2 separate regions of the Homo sapiens genome follow, and region 2 is linked to region 1. The links are chromatin loops, found by intact Hi-C in ENCODE. Cell type or tissue: mammary epithelial cell. All regions are shown on one strand. Each heading gives the region's core, and the rest is flanking DNA. Links, peaks and the distances in the headings are about the cores only.

The links. A loop is a pair of places that touch in the nucleus more often than their neighbours do. Peaks named below come from ENCODE experiments on the same cell type or tissue, not always from the same donor. Only the 100,000 strongest peaks of a DNase experiment are listed, where the experiment ranks them.
Region 2: a loop joins it to region 1, with 7 times the contacts of the local background. A loop is called at or near these places in 3 of 110 quality-filtered maps.

The regions. Positions count from the first base shown.
Region 1 is chr11:17,972,025-17,974,938 of GRCh38, reverse strand. All of the region lies in intron 8 of SERGEF (secretion regulating guanine nucleotide exchange factor), which reads left to right. Among named protein-coding and RNA genes, the nearest start is that of SERGEF, 40 kb to the left of the region's middle. In mammary epithelial cell, for the core only: a CTCF peak has its summit at 1,695 (motif pointing right); a DNase peak (open chromatin) is centred at 1,798.
Region 2 is chr11:17,825,963-17,828,876 of GRCh38, reverse strand. The region is part of intron 10 of SERGEF (secretion regulating guanine nucleotide exchange factor); the gene reads left to right. Among named protein-coding and RNA genes, the nearest start is that of KCNC1, 93 kb to the right of the region's middle. In mammary epithelial cell, for the core only: a CTCF peak has its summit at 1,688 (motif pointing right); no DNase peak of the experiment used is centred there.

The sequences.
Region 1 (2,914 bases), core at 240-2,739:
CCAGCCAGCCCCAGAGTCAGTGGCTCTATTCACCACTTCTCTCCATTAAGCCCACAAATAAGAGCAATGTCCTTTTTTAGAATGCTAAAACTTTAAAACGTTACAGCACCAATTAATATCAGGGTAAACTTTCTTTTCTGTTTGCCATTTTGGTGAAAACAATAGTAAATTGTGGAATTTTAATCCTAGAAGGGACCATTTTATCCTTATTTGAAATTTGAGGAAACAGAAGCCCAGTGAGAGATGATTTGTCCCCATGGTCCCACAGCTAACACGTAGCAGAGCCAGCCAGGATTAGAACCCAATGGGTCCCTTGTCTAGGACCCCTCCACTGCCCCACATGAGCCCTTTTATGAGAGACTTTGGCTTCTTTGTGGAGGAAGAATCCAGTTTAATAAATTTCATTATACCAGCCCCTTTATGTAACAGGGCTGTTTCCAGGTCCTGGCAGATGGTCCATAGTAACAGTGCTTTGCTGATTTGGTTGGAGCTGAGCCTGTGAAATGAAAAATCCTCAGTAGCAGATGCCTCTCCCAGGCCCTGGCCATGGAAAAGTCCTCCTCTCCAAGGAAAGTACTGTAGCTTGGGTGGTAACTGTCTCTGGTGGGACTAAGTGTGAGCACCCTGAAAGATAATCTTAAACTGTGTCAAGTTTTTACAAAAGGTCACATTGGTGACTTGGAGGTTCTTGGCAGTTGAGCTGCTAGTAGAGGGTGTTTGTATTCTGGGGCCTGAGGGACAGATGGGAGCAGGGAGCAGAGCAGGAGGGAGATTAGTAGATGTGGAAGGGAAAGGTGGCCGTCCCATCCTGGGTCTGCCCTGGCAACCCCTCCTTTTCCATACCATGAGGCCATGGACCTCTAGACAAGCCATTTGAATGTGACAAGCATTTGTCACACCATCTACTAGCCTTGACAGTGGACTTTAACCCCAAACCTCTCCCAACCCCCTACTTTGGAATTACTGGGACTCTAAGTCTCCTGATTATCTTCCCTTTCCTGGTGGGTCCTTGAACATTGTATGTTCTCCTCAGTGGCCTCCTTCGGTGATGCTCATTATTGCCACTGCTCAATGCAAGTGCCAAGTCCCCAAACCACTGACAGTGGAGTGGTCATTATCTCCATTGGCATCTTCCTGACCATGTCCACCGCTCAGTTTCACCCTTGTAGAGTTCTCAAATATGGGGTGGGAGAATGTTTTCCCATCTTTGAGTATAGCTCTATTAGGACCCCTGTAGGTCTTTTATACTAATCTCTCTTGAAGAACCTGGGACAGTTTCCCAGGGATGGGGTTAGACTAAATTTGAGAGGCACTGTCTAAAGTCATGTACCAAGATGTTCTCACTGGTTGACCACAAATTGGCATCCTAGGATAGGCTCCTTCCCTTCCCTACTGCTGCCTCTGGGTGAATTGCTTACCCAAAGATTGGGGCCAACCTTTGTCTCCTCTATTGGAGATCTTAATCTGAGCTTCCCATTTCCCCAAAGCCAGTTTCTCTTTGGAAACCAAGGATGCAAATAGTATTTCTAGGGGGTTGTGGGATGTCTTGGGGTTTCAGAGGTGGGGTCCTGGCTTTCTAACATAACAGTGGCAGTGGATACATGGCAGTGGATGGGCTTTGCAGAATTCACTGGCTCCAGTGTATGTTCTGTCTGTCCCTGATCCTGCTCCTGTGGGACCTTAGGGTGGTCTGCAGGGGGAGCTGTGTTCCCATGGCCAAGTGCTGGGATTTTTACCAAGGGAACTCAAGCAGCTCCTCTGCAGGTTTAGGCGTGCTTGGGAACTGCGGCTTTCCTTTGGCTGTGCTGACACTCCCAAGTCGCATTCCCAGCTTTAGCCTTCAGCTTGGGTACTGTGAGTCATCGTCATCAGTGGAAAACACGGCCTCATCAACAGCTGGGTGCAGTGCTTGGCCTTTTTTCTTTCCTTTTTTTTTTTGTAACTTCACAGAGATGGAAACTGCTGATGATTTTGCAACGGACAAAAACTGAAGGTGATGTACAGAATTAGGGATGGCAGTTCCAGATAGGGAGAGGAGGATCTGGAGGAGATGGAGAAAGGGATGTTTCTTTCATTACCCAGCCCTTGGGCCTCCCAAAAGCCATCCCTGGGATGGAGGCAGTGAGGAATCGTGGGGACATCACCTGTCTGCTCTTCCCTGCCAAGGAGCTCAGGAAGCCCATGATAATTAGGTGAGGCAGGTCTCAATGGAAGCTTGGAAAAGTTGACTTGTACAGGCATACCTTGGAGTTATTGCAGGTTTGGTCCCAGACTACAGCAATAAAGCAAATATCCAATAAAGCGAGTCACACAATTTTTTTGTTTTTCCAGTGTATATAAAAGTTGTGTTATACTATACTGTATACTATACCTATTAAATGCACAATAGCATTATCTCTATAAAACAGTGTACATATCTTAATTAAAACATATTTTATGGCTAAAAAATGCAAATCTTCTGAGCCTTCAGTGAGTTGTGATCTTTTTGCTGGTGGCCTTTTAGAAGAAGGTCTTGCCTTGATGTTGATGGCTGCTGACTGATCAGGGATGTGGTTGCTGAAGACTGGAGTGGCTGTGACAATTACATAAAATGAGACAATAGTGAAATTTGCCACATCAGTTGAACTCTTCCTTTCACAAGATTTCTCTGTAGCATGCAATGCTGTTTGATAGCATTTACTCATAGTAGAACTTCTTTCAAATTTGGAGTCAGTCCTCTCAAACCCTGCTGCTGCTTTGTCAATTAAGTTTATAAAATCGCTTTTGTTAGCATTTCAACAGTGTTCACAGAATCTTCACCAGGAGTAGATTCCATCTCAATAAATCACTTTCTTTGCCATCCATAAGAAGCAACTCCTCAACCCTACAAGTTTGATCATGAGATTGCAGCAACTCAGTCACCTCTTTAGGCTCT
Region 2 (2,914 bases), core at 178-2,677, 150 kb after region 1:
TCAGTATTTTCCTGACCTTGATGAGCCTGTAGGGACTCTCGGGGAAGCAGGGGTTGAATGTCGTATTTAAAGCTCAGGCACTAGGACTTTCTGGGTTGGAGGTGAAGGAATCAGATGTTGGACATTTCTTTTCATCCTTAAAATAAGATTCTCTTCTGGTATGAGGCTTTGACTAATCAGGTTGGGTGGCTGCCCACTTCTTCTGGAGTCAGGAACTTAGGCTTTGGCCACCAGGAACTCCTCTTGATTTATGAACAACTCTGTCTTGTAGAGTAAAAGCGGTTTTCCCAAAGAGGAAAAAATAGCTTAAAAGAAGGCCTTGAAGAATCAAGATGACAAAATGTATTATTTATAAGGACCTAAAATAAGTGCCAGATCCTCCACTTGAAGTGAGCAGGCGACAGCCGTGCGCTGTGTGGAGTAGAGCCCAGCTGACTCCAGCTGGATCCACACGGCAGGGCTGGTCAGCCACAGCTCTGCTCACTATTCCAAGGCTCTTCTCGGAAAGACTCCTGCTGCCGGTGCAGGCCATCTGTGGAGCTCACATGAATGCGTACCGGCTTACAAGCTTAAAGAGAAAATTCTTGAAGGAAGCTGGAGGAAATGCAGTGAGAATCTGTGGATTGGTAGAAAGAGGCCACAAACACACACTCATACCTGTAACACACACGCATGTAAGATTACATCAACTTCCCGACTTACTCACTCAAGGATACAGACACGTTTTGAGAGTGAGGAGTCCAGGCAGCACACAGTAGATACGGGGTATCTCAACTCCGCCTTCACTAGCCCCTAGCTCCCTAGTGGAACTTGCAGCTGCAGGTAACACCATCCATGCAGAATAGAGTTCTGTTGCATCCAGGAATCAGCCCCTTCTTGCTGCATCACAGGCCTTTTTCACTCAAGGCTTGTCTCATCATTCTTGAAGAACTTAGTGCTGCTATGTTTTCCTTTAAGAGAATGTTCACAAACATTTCTTATACAAAAAGCTCTTCCACTTTTTGAAGCAAACTAATGGTCAGCAAGTCTACATCTTTATCCAGTGGGGAAAAATACAGATTCAGTGTCTAGGAGTCTCTGATCAATAGCCAGCATTGCAGAAAACCCATTTCCTTGCCACTCATCCTTTCACTCTGGCCTAATACCTTTGTTATCTGGAAGTTCGTGATACTGAGTTAGACCTGAGGATCATTTCCCAAATCTGTTTTTCTGGAGGGCAAGATTCAGTGATGCGGCGAGAGGTAACTGAAGAGTAGGAGGTGATGCCGAGGGATTTCTGAGGGCACCCAAGGCAAGTAGGAGATTGTGCTGCAGCTCCAGAACTGTTACAAGTCTTACCAACAGAACAATAGGCTAGGATTTGAACATACACTGCAGATTTCAGAGCCTTCTCACCGAACTCTAATTATTCCTGTGTCATTGTCTTTCTCTTCCTCTTCAAAATTTCTCTTCTGGGATATGGTGACTACACTGTGGGGAGAAATGCTTTTAGTAGCTCTTTCTGTATTTGGAGCTTACTTTGTGTTCTCTGTTGGCTGATGGCTCCCTCCCCAGCCATAGGAGCTGATTATGATCCAGCGGCCCTGATGCAGTCCCCTGGCAGCATCAACCTGGTTTTGCCTCTGGTTCTGATCTCAAGGACCCTCCAGTTTCCTCTTATCATAATGGTTGCCCCTAGAGGGCAGGATTCAATAGGCTGAGAGGTTTACCTACATGCCCTGGCAGTACAGGGAGCCTTCAAGAAGATGGATATCTGACCTTTCTACCCCCTACATCCCAATTCAGAATAATAAAATCTCAGGCTTGAGATAAATTTTCGGCATTTTAAAATCCAGGCATCTATTTAATATTTGAACGAGAGGCGGCGTGGTATAGAAGAAAGAACACTGGCTGAATTCAAATCCCATCTTCACCACTTTCTAGCTGTGTGATCCTTATAAGCAAGGAATGCCTTGCAGGGCCCTGCTGGAGAATAAAGATAATCTAGGTAAAGTCCTGACATATATGATATGCTTCATAAGTAGTAAGTACCATTGTCCTGTAAACCAGAGCTTTCAAACTTTTTCCTTCAGAACACTTAAATTCTTTCACATATTCTCTATCATATATGATGTTTAGATTCCTCACAGCCCTGGTTACTTTATTTGTTATTATTATTACTATTGTTACTTTTATTGTAAAATATATATGACATAAATTTATTATTTTAACCATTTTAAGCATGCAGTCTAGTGGCATTAAATACATTCACATTGTTGTGAAACCATTATTACCATCCATCTCCAGAACATTTTTATTCTCCCATACTGAAATGTTGTACCTATTAAACAGTAACTCCCACTCCCCATCCGTGCAGCCTGGGCACTCTATTTTGAATAGCATGCTCCAAATTCCTCAGTGTCTTTCTTCCCATTGCAAATGGAGGTTAAAAAGAGCCTCTTGGAAGGGTTTGAGTTCTTCAAACTCCCACTGGGGAGCCCGAGAATTAAAAGTCTATACCAGTTGCGGCAAACTTTTGGGATTGCAGATGGTTACAAAATTAGTGTCAATATAGCTGCTTTGCATGGAGTGGATCTGGCAAAGAGGCTTCTAAGCACTGATACATTCCTTTCAGAAATATCAAAGGATATGGCTTGGCATAGCTTTGGGGAGAAACCAACAGTTTTCGAATTCTTGAATAGCATCTACCTTATGGTGAAGATTAAATGATATAATTCATGTCAAGTGTATAATACAGTGCTTGGCACAGATCAGGCCCTTATATGTAGGCTTTTGTTACCATAATTGCACTATGGCAGAGATTACATATATGTTTTGGTAGTTAATTCCCATGATAGGTAGACACCATTTTCATCTTATCTGAGGAAACTGAGTCTCTGGGCTGCTAAAGCCCCCAAAATTACAGAGCTAGTAA